Regions from separate parts of the Mus musculus genome. Here region 2 is linked to region 1. The links are chromatin contacts, found by Hi-C or POLR2A ChIA-PET in ENCODE. All regions are on one chromosome and are shown on one strand. Each heading gives the region's core, a stretch centred on a gene start or an enhancer-like site at or near the end of the contact. The rest is flanking DNA. Distances are from core to core; before and after follow the strand shown.

Region 1 (7,026 bases), core at 2,423-4,922:
AGAATAGTTTAAGTTATTAAACAGCATTAGCAAAGAAGTAAGGAAGAACGTTCTTGAAGCCAGACAGGCCATGAAGATATATTAACAAGTGAAGCAATGGCCCCTGCTGGGTTCTCCTGGGATGTTTCTGTACCGATGCATCAGAACTGTCTCCCCAGTGACACCTTACTTGGTGGAAGTCTGTCCTTCCCGCACTGTGGTGGTTCAGATACCTCATGGGCTCAAATATCTAAATACCAAAAATTCCCCAGTTAGTGCAACTACGTAGAAGAGATTAGGAGGGGAGTTTACAGAGATCTATCACTGGGGATGGGCTTTGAGGTTTCAAAAGCCCACACCATGCCCAGTTGGATCAGATTCAAGGTCTCAGCTACTGTTTCAGATCCAACGTCACCAACACAGGGTCTATCCCTGTACTCCAGGTGCCTCACATTCAGCCGAACCAGCTGCCAAAGCCGGGCAGAATCTTTCAGACAGGAAGAAAGACACGAGCCCAAAGCCCCCCACAAGGAAGCGCCCCACAAGGCTGTGGAAGACTTGGGTCAGGTTTGCACACAAGGGACAGGATCTCTGCTGCAGCTCCTTCGTCTCTGAGAGCAATCCCTGAGTTTTGGTTGGCCTGGAATTAATTCACTAAGGAGAACTTACAGAATTCACTCTGCCTCTGATACCAGAGTATCGGGTTGGAAGTACTAGATACCTCTGTGCCTGGCCAGAGCCTGACCTTCAAGCCAGGGTTGTCTAAGGAAACAAAGGTTACCCAGTTAAACAGGGATCTGCATAGCAATAGACCAGTTTATTGTGAGTGTATTCCAAACAGGGCATGGGACATATTTAAGAAAGAAAATTGTATGTTGTTTGAAATCCAATTCCTTCAAAGTCCTGCTGATCTGGTCTGAGAACATTCCCTTCCCTCCATGAGACACTGTCTTCTGCTGGATTCAGAAGCGCATGTCCTCTGTGTCTGAAGTGGTTCTGCCATGGTTGTCACTCTGGTCCCCACATGCAGCTGTTGTGGAACTGACCTGTCACCTTATGTCCTGGGTTTGTCTGCTAAGCACTGAACCTTAAGTGCCCATTTTCACAGCCTCTCCTGGCACAGTAATCAATAGGTCACCATTAGTGGGTAGATGATAGGAGCCTCTGGTCACATCAGCAAACACATGCACAAGAGAGAATGAGAACACAGGCACAGGTCACATGGTGAACAGCTGGGTGACAGTGGAGTGAAAACTGCTTTTAGTAAAGGCCGGGCCACACCAAAAACATGTCTGAGTGCCCCAGCTTGGACGCTGGTTTTCAGCATGCAGAGTGGCCTGTCAGTCCCTTAGCTGCTGCTGGACTTTGCCCTATACAGCCTTACACATTACCACTCGAAGGCAAGCACACACGAGTGGGGGCGGCTGCTCCATTTGGACTCCATTCACGGCAGCTTATTCCGAGGGCACTATTTTCTCTCCCCTGCCATCCCATCTTTTCTCCTCACCCAGCTGCCATTTGTTTGTTTGTTTGTTTATATTGAGACCTATTTGTTATCTAGCCCAGACTAGATCTCTTCCTTGCACTCTGACACCCATGTGATAACCATGAGAGCACAGCGTTTTACACTGTAAGGAGCTTTTCCGTTTACTACTTTATTTCAACCTCTCCAAAAGGTGGACAAATTGGCACCATTTTTTGAGACAAACAGGACAAGCTCAGTGGTTAAAGGGCAGCTCAAAAGGTCACCGTGAAACGGATCTTAGCAGCAATGTCTAACTTTCTATTTCAATAGTTTTAAAATGTCTTACATAGGCAATGTAATAAGTATTTTCTCAAATAAAATTCATATCCCTATATGTTTAGGTCACCGTGGGACTCATGAATTGTCCAGATGCCCAACTTTAAATTGCTCCCCAAAGTACCCCCATTAGCTGTGTGTGGGGCTCCAAGCCCCAAGACTCCACTCAGTACCACATTCCTGGACTGGAATTAAATGAAGATAGGGGCCCTGAATCTAAAAGGAAAGGCTTGGGACAAGCAATGGGAAAAGCCTAGTACTCATTCTTCAGGGTAGTGCTGGCAAGCGGTGCTGCCCATGCTGTGCAGGGTTCAGTGTAGATGCCACCAGGTATCACTGGCAGGTGGGGCTCATGGAGCTGTCCCACACTGCTTAGCATGTTCATTTGTAAAAACCATTGCTTGCTTGGTCGCTGCCAGGATGTAGCCAAGTGGGGTTTCCCTTTGGGTAAAGCTAAAGGCTGGGGTACACCTCCTGAGAATTGATCCCCCTCTACAGAGAGGAGAACAAGTGCCCTTGGGCTACCAGCTAGGGCAAACCAGACTGATGCTCAGCACTGAGCAAGCTATTCTGCATGCTGCTCCCTCCGGCTGTTTAAGTCAATGTCACCAGAGTCCAACCAAGGTGGCAGGGTATTCTGGGCTGAAGTTAGCAATAGCCCTGTATAGTAAGCCGAGAAAACCTCAAGCCCCCAAATTCCACGAGGCACAAAATATTCCTGGAGTCAAACCACGGGAATCACTGCAAAGGGCTCCAGCCGCGACTCACATGCATCCTGAAATTGGTGTGGAGGGAGAGCTATTTGGGGGTGCTGCCTCACCGTGGCACCCCGCGATATTCCCACCCACCACTCCTTTCCTCAGTCCCCGGTGGCGGCGGCGGCTCCTCAACTCACGCTTCCCCGCACTTCACAAGAGGTCCTTTTCAACAAAACAACACAACTCACCACCCCCCTCCCCAGCACCCGCACCGGCCCGATCCAGGGCTACGCCCAGTCCGCCACCAGGCTTTGCGCACCCGGGAGCGCGCTTCTCGTACTCGCTTCCCAGCAGACACCCTTGCCTCTGTCCTAGACAATCCCATAGCTCCACTATAGTACGGACCAAGATCCAATCTCGGGCTCTGCGGCCCAGCTTGGGCCCTGCCCCTCCCCCTCCCCAGCCTCCCGAAGGGACAGGAGGGACAGGACGGCGCGCGCAGAGTGTCCCTTGTTAACCGCCTAGGCGCCGCGGGAGTCTGGAGCTCCAGGGATGGGACTCACCGGAATGTGCACTCGCAGTGACCGCCTCTTCAGGCTAGGGTTCTTTTTGCCACTGCTCCCGCCCGGGCTGGAAACCTCTTTCTTCTTCTTGGTGTCCATGGCTGCGCTTCCCATAACTTTAGCTAGAAGTTAATTCCGGTGCCTCGTCCCCGGGGTTCGGTCCCCTCGCTGCCTCCCAGGACTGCTGCCGTTACACTGGAGCCACGCGCTTTTTATGACTGTCCTCCCACCCTGAAAACACCTCGTGGGGACTTCCGCGGGGAGGGCGGGTGGCGCAGGTAACACGCGGGGCTCCACCCGAGGGGCTGGCAGTCCGCGGAATGCCGGGTTGGAGCGTCCTCTTTCTCCTACGGAATCATTGGGTGCAGAGTCTCGGCCCGTGCTACTTTTGGTTACGCGTGGCAGAAGTCTTGTGCTGGGTGATAAAGTTTTCCTCCTTCTGCAAAGCGAAGCAACATTTTCCACCTCTCGGCTCCTCCCACAAATTCCCAGAGGTAGTCGGCCAGGCAGGTGCAATTAACAACAGCAATTTGGAAAACAGCCTTCTCGTGTCTGTGCCTCGATGGAAACGGTGGCCAGAGACACTTGGTAGAGAAATGCATAACCCTGGGCCGCACAATAAAGCGACAGGGAGCCTGGGACCCGGAGGGCCTCCTCTTTGGGCGAGAGGGAGGGCAGAGGGGGAAGAGGAGGTGCAAAGGCGAAGACTCGTCGCAATTGGGCTGGCGCGTGGCCGCAGGAATAAACTGTGGCGGCGGCTGGCTGGGTTCTGCGGGCCGAAGGGCGCGCCCCAGCCCCTAGGGGAGAATAGGGCAGGGCGCCCGCCCCGGGCGGCCTCTGAGCCGCGGCCCCCGGGACCCGGGGAACTGTGGGGGCCGGGTCTGGCACCAACGTAGGCTCTGGGAGCGCTGGGCGGTGGCAGGCGGCGCGCGCGTTGAACAGGAAGTGCGCGGCGTGCGGCGCCACTGTCCCACTCCACGCGGCCCACGCTGCCCCCGGGTGGTCGCCGTGCACTCTCTGTCTCAAGGTAGGCCAGCTCCGGACTCGCCAGGAGCTGATTCTGATCCATCTGGTTTTGCTGTGTCTCTGTTTAGGTCCAGCCCCCGGAAACACACACCCGCAGCCCGACCACGCCACGATTGAAGCCCCGGGTCAAAGTGGTTCGGGTGACCGCACTCGCTTCTCGCAACGCCGCCCCCCTGCGGCGTAGGGAACCCCATCCTGTCCAGAGCGGCCTGTGGCGTGGTGAGTGCAGGCTTTTCTCCACAACTTGGTTCTTTTCAGATTCATCAAAGATTGCGCAACAAACCTTGATCTTTGGCAAAGGCGCTCTGGTCTCAGTAAATGCTGAAGTCCTAAAACCACGAGAGGAAATGGGTGCGTCGGAGCCTGAAACCAGGGCGAACACGCCACGTGCTCCCGGATCTTCAGAGCCACTGGCTGCAGATCTGGTACTGCGGGCTGCTCAGGGCCCTGGTGTTCCTCCCAGGCAGCAGGACCTTGGCTTCTGGTCTGAGTGAGGGGCGTGCTTCCTCTCCTGCTCAGAATTGAATACCGGCTGACCCCAGTGATCACTCCAGCTCTTTGAAGCTAACATCAGCCCACCTGCTCCCTGTAAACAGTAATACACGGACAGTACCTATAGCATAAACGTGATAGGGGTTCCTTTGACGAAGACATGACACGGGTAAGGAGATGGCCTTTACTCCTCTTCCTGCTCTCCCACCGTAGAGGATGTGGTTACCACTTTAAGACCATGATTTAGTAAAGGACCTGTCTGTCCCATGAGAAACCCATTGCTGGGTCCAGCAATCCCCTGGATTTCCACGGTACCAGCCAAGTTCCTGCAAATTAGGTAAAACCCTACAGCTGGGGGGAAGGGGGCGATCCTTGGTTCATCAGGTAAGTTTGTATACATCCTGCTACCACACTTTCAAAACAAGAATGAAGTACACCTCCTCCCCAGAGCCCCCAACCAGTATCCCTAAGCAGCTTCTGGAGAGTCCTCTGAAGGTTCTAACCCGGTGTCGGTGTCGTCACCCTCCTCCCCAGCCTGGCTCCTCACTAAAGGACTCCCAGGACCCCAAAAGACATCATTCTACTGAGGGTTCAGACTGCTTCTTAGAAGCAGAAGTGAGAGGTTTGGAGGGACGCAATACCAACGTCCAAGGAGGCTACCCTCAGCCACTAAAAAAAGAAAAGAAAAAATCACTCCAGGTTTGTCAAGTGTTCTCTCTCTGTAGGTTGGAATGTTCATCTCTTCATGATGGTGTGCCAGGATGCATAAATGGTACCATGTGATGAGAAAGAAGTGGCTTTGAAAGAAGCAGCCATCAGAAGAGACCAAGAAGACAGAGGAAAGGACTCTGAGGGGAACGTACATGCTCCTTCTATCACCACCTTTCCCTTGGGGTGTGCGTGTGTGTGTGTGTGTGTGTGTGTGTATGTGTGTGTAGCTTGTGTGTGTGTGCACTTGCCTGTGGTAGCTTGTGTGTGTGTGTGCACTTGCCTGTGGTAGCTTGTGTGTGTGTGTATACTTGCTTGTGGTAGCTTTGTGTGTGTGTGTGTATGTGTGTATACTTGCCTGTGGTAGCTTGTGTGTGTGTGTGTGTGTGCACTTGCCTGTGGTAGCTTGTGTGTGTGTGTGTGTGTATGTGTGTGTGTGTGTGTGTGCACTTGCCTGTGGTAGCTTGTGTGTGTGTGTGTGTGTGTGTGCACTTGCCTGTGGTAGCTTGTGTGTGTGTGTGTGTGTGTGCACTTGCCTGTGGTAGTTTGTAAATATCAGAGGCTGAGAGGCTGATTTCAGGATATCCTCTTTAATCCTCTCTCAAACCTTTTTGTTGTTATTTTGTTTGTTTGTTTGTTTGTTTGTTTGTGGGTAGTTTGTTTTGTTTTTTCAAGACGGTGATTTTCTGTGTAGCCCTGGCTGTTCTGGACACTCAAAGACCTGCCTGTCTCTGCCTCCCAAGGGCTGGGATTAAAGGATTTAAATCTCTTGATTTTATCTTTTGGAGTACAGACTTTGGGGCCTTGGAATCCTAAATCTAAATGTTGGGCCTTGCGATGGCTATAAAAGCGCTTGCAAGCCAGCCTGACTAACCTGAGTTAAATCCCCAGAACCCATGTGAACGGCTGATGTGCAGCTGCAATCCCAGCACCCCCATCGGCCAGTACACAGTGCACCAGCAGTAATGAGAGAGACCCCGCTTCAAAAAAGCAAGGTGAAAAGAGAGGACCGATTCCTGAAACGTTGTCTTCTGACCGCCACATGAGGGCCGTGGCACATGCCTACCTGTATACACAGACAAACAAGACAGACAGACAGGCACACTCACATGCACACACACACACTCACACACACGCACACACACACACGCACATACCTTTTAAGAGTACTTACTTGCTCTTGTAGAAGACTCAGGTTCAGTTCTCAGCACTACATCCCAGTCGAGAAGCAAAATGCCAAGAGTGTAAGAGTTAAGATAAAGCTGATCTGATGGTACATGTCTGGCCTTCAGCTACTGAGGAACTGAGTTAAGTTCACTAGTTCAAGACCAACCTAGGAAACTGAGGAGAGGTAGGGAGGGAGGGGAAGAGAGGAGAAGAGAGAAGAGGAGAGAGGAGGGGAGAGATTTTTTTTTCTGGAGTTTAGGAAAGGATCGTTGATAGTCTAATTTCACTTCATCTAGCTTCTCTCCACTCTGCATTACTTTTTCCTATTGCCTATGAATAGCTTCTTAAAATGACAGTGACCTTTTAAAGTTTACATTATGGGTCACTTTGTGGCACGGAGAACATAGAAGCCCTCATGGATTCGAAATTCACATCTGCCTTGTGCCCTGGATGAGTATAAATTAGAGGCATCTTAGTGATCTATAGATGATTGTGTTTGGTGACATTCCATACTTGCTGCCACTAGAAACCATGTTGGAAACTCGACGGTTAATAAGTGATGCCTCCCTGCCATGTGTGCGTCTCTGTGTGT
Region 2 (7,026 bases), core at 2,478-4,977, 75 kb before region 1:
TAGGAGAACGGGAACACAGTTTTGGGAGAGCCAGGGCTCGTCTTGGGCCTCACGGGAGCAGACACAGGGCTGGAGGGCCGGGGCTGGGGGCCTCTGGAGAAGAGTCCTCTGGAGGGGCTGCCTGAGCTGAAGGGACTGTCCACCTGCAGAAAGACAGACAAATGGGTGGGGTCACAATGCGCCGTGCACTCTGAACTCCACTAGAGGAGACCTGTGGTTATTGTCCTTTCTTACGCTCACCAAGCAGACAGAGAAACAACCCTGAGCTCTTCCACAGAGGTGACAAGGGAATGCTCCAACTGTCAGCCATGGACACCCGACCTGGCTGGTCAGCTCCTGTCCTGGAGCTGTCTAACAGAGCCTCAAGGGCATGTGAAGGTGAGGAGAGGGTGACTAGCACCACTCCTGTCTCTCTTGACAGCCCTGCCTATATTCATTGACTGTTCCCATAATAGCTGTTGTTCCTGAAGCCCCTCACGTGTCCTTTTCCAGTCTGATGACACAAAGACTTTGCACACTCCCTACCCTAGGAGGAAAAGTTTGAGCCTCCATGAACCAGAATGCACACTTGGGATCATTGGTGAGGATGCTGGAATGAGGAGGCAGCAGGTTTTACTCCAAGCTACTGTGGCATGTGACTGGCTGAGGTAACTGACAGAGGTCGGTAAAGGTATAAGCAAGACCCAGACTTCACTAATGACTCGAAGCCATAGCTACAGTCTGAAAAACTACCAGGCCCCATAGCTTTAAGCCATGGCTCCAGCTCATAGTCATCCACTATCTGCTGTGTGAATGTATTCAGGAACATGCTTCCTGCGGTCTGGTCTCTGACCTCAGCTCTGTCCCTTTCTGGGTCATTGTGCTCCCTGGTCTTACTGTCCTCTTTCCTCCATGACAGAAGGACTGTCATCTCCTCAGCTCGTAGGTCTAGCTGCGTGTTCACAGGGTGACATCAGCAACGATATGGTGTGTGGCAATCGATGGGGTCCAACTACTTACTTCACTTGTGACACTGGGGTTCAAGGGATCTAAGGGGACCCCAAGTCAGCAACAAAAAATAAAGTAACTCATAGGCTCAGAGGACAATGATCAAACCCTGGAAATGTGTGCTGGTTACCAGGGCCATGTTCCAGAGTGAATGTGTGGACCCACCAGTAGAGGGCGCCCCTGAGCTCCAATATCAGGCATCTCGAAGACTATGATGCCCCTGTGGGAATACCCCTTCAGAGACTATCAATTTCCTCTGTCATTCTCCACCTGACCCTAAGGAAGTGTCACATGGAGGTACAGGTACGGTGTAATATCCAAAATAAATTCAAGACTACCCTGTATCTTCCCCCTTCAAAAGGACTTTCCAAACTGTACTAGCAGGCCAAGTACAGAGTCAGATTAAAAAGTTGACTCACTAAACAAATATAGAAACATAGTTTTAGTGGTCAAAAACAAGATTAACAATTCCCCTGCCCCACCTCACACTAAAAACCACAAGGACAAACAAAATGAGAGTCACCCTATACAAACCAACCAATGTCTAAAACGGTTATTGGCTACACCAATTAAAATAAGCCAAATTACCCTGGTACCTATATCCAGCCCTTAAAAAGGTATAAAAAGTGTGTTCTTTCTTTGTTCTGGGTCTCTCCTCTGGCCTGTGTGCTGAGAGGGGGTTCCCCAATATGCTGGATAAGTAAAATCCTCATGTGTTTTGCAACAATGGTAGTCTCTGTGGTCTTTATGAGTGAGGGTCTTTTGATAAGCTATAACCGCGTGACCCACTTGATACCAACTCCTTCCTGAATGGCTTCTGACAATGTGGCCAGGATCTTATAACTGAGCCACCTCCATAGAAGATGTTCAAATCAACTCTCCTCCTACTTACAACAAAAATCAGTTAGATTCCTTGCCTCTTCAATTTAGCCACCATCCCATTTGCCTATGGGACTAAGGGTGACTTCTGAGAATAACTTTTAAGGAAAGAGGTTCTTTAGGTGGTAGGTGGACTGCCATGAAATAAGGAATGGGGAGCCAAGAGGCAGACCCTCACCTGCCGTAGGAACCACGCATACCAGAATGAGAGGATCCCCTAAAGCAACGATAAAATGAGCAAGGATTTGGACAGAGACGGGAGTATAAGTCCTGCACCAGCAATGTGGGTGGATGAGTGACCTGGGCCCCCTGCATCTGTCTCTTCTCTACACCATGAGGATGCTAGATTGCTTCATGGGCTGCAGAGATATTGGGCTATGTTATACACAGAAGGGATGTTTAACATGGGTCATGGCATACAGGTGGTCCTTCACATATGTCTGCCCAGCACCATCATTGTGCATTGAAGAGTTCTTGATAGAGAAGGGACTTGTAGTCTGGAAGAGAAGGAAGGCCGAGTTTCAGGAATGGCTCGGTTATGAGAGCTATACATGGTACCGGGACCTGATCCCTGACTGTGGGGGACCAACATGGCTCCAGAGCTAGGAAGGCACCAGCTGTCAGGTGTATGTGAGGTTCACCATTCTTCAGCTCAGGATGCCACCATGTTTGATGGCAAAAGGTGCTGGCTGGGAGCAGAAATCTCCTGAGTGCTCTGACCTCAAGGCCTGCAGCTTTAACCCAGACACTGCGCACCTCTAGTATCATTACAGAAATGTTCATGGGATCAAAGAGTCAAGGCAAGTTAGAGGCAGTCACCTTTAGAGTCCCTGAAGACTGGCCCACAGCACTCCTCTATGCCATATAGCTTGCTCTGATGAAGAGATGTCCCAGGCAAGTGCAAGAAGACAAAGGCAGACAGGGAAGCAGTGGCCCCAGAAGACCACAGACCAGGGGGGAAGCAGATGAAGGGATGCCAGGACAACAAGCCCACCTCTCACAGGACCCTAGATCAGGGAAGACCTGGAGTCTGGTGGGCAGGAAGGTGGGCAAGGTAGAGGAGGCATTCTGGAGTGGGACTGGAGAAGGAGCCAGGTCTCAGATACAGAGGGCTAACACACAGTTTACTCAGAAACTCATACAAAGAGTGGAGCTAAATGCCATAAAAGACCTGAATCTTTTTTGATTGGCAAGGAGCCCCTGAGACCCCACTGACTGAGAACCCATTCTATATTCAGAATTGCAGGCCCTAGGAGTTAGAAAAGGGAACCCCAGAAAACAGACCTTCTACTTTCTTCTCCTAAAAATAGCCAAAGAACATAGGATGCTGGGCCCTGCCTGAACTCTCCTACAGAGACCTGTCCCTGAAGATGGAACCCTTCCCTGCCTGTTTCCTGGATAAGGCTGGCAGGAAACAGCAGACCATGGGCGCCTTTAGAGCCACTAGGGATGCCTAGGCACCAGGCTATTAGGCTAGTCGAAGCAAACTGATACTCTGATCAACATAGCTGGATGACTCTCTCTCTGTGTATGGGTGAGCCTCCCTCCCAACTGTATGCCTGCTTCTTAGGAGCTAATGGAGAGTAGGCACTTGGGCCCTGGAAGGCAGAGTTTCCCAGAGGGAACATTCCATGTTTGTCAGGAAGCTGAGACTAGGGACAGCCCCTGCTCTGGTCTTATCTGAGCTTGTTTTTCCACAAAAGAGAAGAGGAGGCAGTGGGAGGAAGGAGCCCAGTGGGGGCTGGCTTCAGGACTGACCATGAGGGTTTGGCAAGACAGGGTATCCATGCTCTTGAAGATAGAAGCAGAGAACAGGGGTCAAAGGAGCCAGGAAGGCAGCTGGGAAATCCAAAAGCCGGGGACATAAGCGCCAGCCTTGGAATCCAGTGTTGAGTCCAGCGCCTCCGGCTGGAAGAGACAGAAGTGGGAGCTGCTGCACTAAGTTCCCAGGGCTCTGCTGTGGGCTCATCTCCAGAGGATCTGAGATCAGTTCTCAGCCAGCAGTGGGCAGAAATCAAGCCATGTCTGCAGCCTCTCCCAGGGGACACTCCCTGAGAGCAAGCGAGCGGTACGTGGGTGTTCCTCTTCTCGGAGTCTCAGTCCTGCTTGTGCTGACCGCCCTTCCTGCACCCTCTGCGCCTGCTCCTCGGTGATGTCATCTAATCCTTGATCCTTCTGGCAGGCACAACTCCTGGCCCTGGTTGGTATGTGAGAAGGCACGTTCAGAGAGAGACTGTCTTGTCTACGGCCACGTGGAGACGGCTAGGGATGGGAGGATTGTTGGTCAGGGATCGCAGAGTTGTTTGCTGGGCATCTGCAGGCCATTCCACAGACCCCTCTGATCAGCTCCTGCAGTGTGGCTGGCCAGCCCGAGGTGGCGAGCAACATTGACTCTCTTTGGTTAGTTCTGACTCATTAGCTATATACTAGAGTCACACCATCAGCTGACCAGAGTGCTAGGCAGAGACAGTTATTATGACAAAGAACTGGAGGACAGGAGACAGAGTGTGTAGAGAGGAGACACGGGAGTCCCATTTTCCTATCGATGATGTTCTCAGACAGCCCCTTAGGTAGTTAAGAGCACTGGGGTGTGGGATGTGTCCTGTTTAGGATACTCAGTCCCCCAAGCCTGAAGTTCAGGACATTAAGGGTACAGTGGGGACACACTCCATAGCACTGAGCAGCCTGTACTCAGGTCCAGCTCAGCTGCAAATCAGTCACGAGGGAGGGAGGCAGTGTTGTGCTTTCATCATGATGATGGAGTTTCGGCAGCTAAACACAGTACGTGCGAGTGTGCTACCTTAGGAAAAGCCGAGGAGCAGGGCTAGCGAAGAAGAACATCAGCCCCACGAGACGACGAGGCTGGCTTATATGTAAGCTGACTTAAGGAAACGTGTCTTGAACACTGAGTTCTCTGCTCAGCTCCACAGCCACCCATACCTGCACAAGCGGATGTGACTCGTGACCCTCACATGGACTGCCTCATTCATCCAATGTGGTTCCCGAGGACAGACCTCACTGCCCTGTCTGTCCTCTTCTGGTCTACCTGCTCCCTTGTTCACACCCTTCTGCCGTGAAAGCCCAGTAGCATCCCTAATCCACCTTGGGCCTCTTCCATCACATCCTCAGAAAGGGCCAGACATATGTAGAAATCTAACAGAAGGTCCCTCAGATGTTTCCACAAGTTCCATGTTGTGAAGAACGGAGCAAGGGCAGAGGCATGCCTTTCTAAGGCAAAAGAGACAATGTTGTAGATGCCTGTCACCTCCCTGTCTCCCTCTTGCTGTCACCCACACAAGAGGTTCCTGAGGGCTGAGAGACAGTGGCCCAGGAGCAGGTGCTCTATGGGTTGAGCACCAGGCTGCAATACCCATGGGAACTCCTAGCTCCTGACCCCAGCACCTCTTCCCATCACACAGAGCTGCTCAGGAGAGGCCCTGGCCCCAAGCTGCATCTAGAGATTGCTGATGTGGGAGAGGAGTGTGTTCTACGGTCCCTGGTCGTCTTTGTCGTCGTACTCTTCTTCTTCTTCTTTTTTTTTCTTTTTTCTTTTTTGGTTTTCTGAGACAGGGTTTCTCTGTGTAGCCCTGGCTGTCTTGGAACTCACTTTGTAGACCAGACTGGCCTCGAACTCAGAGATCCGCCTGCCTCTGCCTCCCGAGTGCTGGGATTAAAGGCGTGCGCCACCACTGCCCCGTGGTCCCTGGTCATCTATAGCATCTGATGCTGCTGTCACTGTATGAGCCACTCCTCCTGGTCACCGACCCTCCTGCACGAGGCACAGAGGATGGGTTGGGCTATTTCTGAGCAAATGCAGGAAGGTGAGATGACTTCCATTGTCTTTCCCTCTCAGCTGACTGTCAGTGCTCACTACAGCCTCTCTCTGGACTTCTGGGGCCACCAGGGAGATCCCCAACTCCCTTGGAGCACCTCTGCCACAGCCTTGGTTCCAGTGGTTTTCCCATGCAGGAATGACTACGTGGAGCACAACAGGGCAGAGGACCAGAGGACTTGACCTGGCTACACTGCAGTCTCTGAGCTTGATGGCGCCTGCCAGCCCAGGCCCCAGGCCATTTAATGACGGTCTTTCTGGCTGGGTCACAATAACTGCTAATAAGGTTGTTTGGGTAGGGCAGGGCAGGGCAGGGGACTGACTGCCAAGTGAGCCTCATGGGTCTAAACCAATTTGTTGATTCAATTGTATGCGATTCAAATGCTGGGCATCAAATGAGAATAGACTCCCTTTTTCCAGGATGGGAACTCCTACCCTAATCCAGGCTGGAGAGCGCTGGGCAGCCACTCTGAGATGCTGCACCCCCTACCCACCAAAATTTTTGCACTTGGGTCAGTGGTTGCTAGGATGCCACTTCCCAACTGCAGGGGAAACCTGCAGGCTGCCTTGACCCCCTCTGATGGCCACTGTGACCCCTCACCTGCCACAACCTGACTCTTTGCCTGGCCCTGTATGGCTAATAGCCTTGAAGCAGCCAGCAACACAGGAGGCATTAATCACCCTGTGAGGGGCACTGGCTCAGGCTGGCTCAGCCACAGCCACCCCACATGCTGGTGTGAGCCCCAAACACGTAAACTTGGAAGGGTGTCTCGGACTCTGCCTGCTTTGGGGGCTTCTCAGGTGGGGTCGTGAGAAGCTTTGCAAAGGGAGGTCTTACCTTCCGAGATGAATGCTTTTCTGAATTCTCCACATCTCCATCCAGGAGCGGCATGGCAAAGGAACTCAGGTCCTGGGGGGTAAGAGAGCACACAGTCAAAGCCATGGCCCACGGGGCACGTGTGCATGCTCTGGGAGGGACCCACCTCCCTCTCTGACAGGCCTCCTAGGGTCCACACACTTGTAAGGATACTGGGAGGAATGAAGTGGTCTACAGAGACGCTGTGTCCCTCCCTCTGGCTACCAGACTATGGAAACAGTGGAACTGAGACTTGAACCTCTGGCCCTGTATTGAAATCTTGAGTCTCCTGCCAAGGCTCAGAAGACGGCCTTAGAGGGTAAGGGGACCACTGAGCCCCCTTGTTCCTCTTTGTAACATGGCACACTGAACGAAGACTTTCCTGCTTTCCACTATGGCTTGTCTATTCAGCTGGTATACGAAGTGTGAGCCTAGGTAGGGATGCCAGGCCCAGCCACCAGCCCTAACAACT

The links. A loop is a pair of places that touch in the nucleus more often than their neighbours do. ChIA-PET counts read pairs that join two places held with the same protein, here RNA polymerase II (POLR2A).
Region 2: a map of gastrocnemius shows a loop between it and region 1 (2.4-fold over the local background). The contact joins the enhancer-like site here to the promoter of Prkag2 in region 1. A Hi-C loop is called at or near these places in 19 of 37 maps with a recorded cell type or tissue (CH12.LX, Patski, T-helper 17 cell and 5 more). POLR2A ChIA-PET finds 5 or more read pairs at or near these places in 1 of 5 experiments (Patski).

What each region holds. Positions count from the first base shown.
Region 1 is chr5:25,096,970-25,103,995 of GRCm38, forward strand. Prkag2 (protein kinase, AMP-activated, gamma 2 non-catalytic subunit) reads right to left here and starts at 3,673. Exons shown (of 16, transcript NM_145401.2): 1 at 3,042-3,673. The coding sequence starts at 3,155. Gm42232 (a long non-coding RNA gene) reads right to left here and starts at 3,034. Exons shown (of 2, transcript XR_880887.2): 1 at 2,884-3,034; 2 at 778-1,143. 2900005J15Rik (RIKEN cDNA 2900005J15 gene) reads left to right here and starts at 4,006. Exons shown (of 1, transcript NR_027851.1): 1 at 4,006-6,038.
Region 2 is chr5:25,021,929-25,028,954 of GRCm38, forward strand. It overlaps Prkag2 (protein kinase, AMP-activated, gamma 2 non-catalytic subunit), which reads right to left. Exons shown (of 16, transcript NM_145401.2): 2 at 6,537-6,608; 3 at 1-143. Among named protein-coding and RNA genes, the nearest start is that of 1500035N22Rik, 40 kb to the left of the region's middle. Within about 2 kb of position 3,728, at least 1 of the 3 ENCODE cell types and tissues checked has a DNase peak (open chromatin) inside an H3K27ac peak, as active enhancers do; it is heart, where a contact is called at or near this core.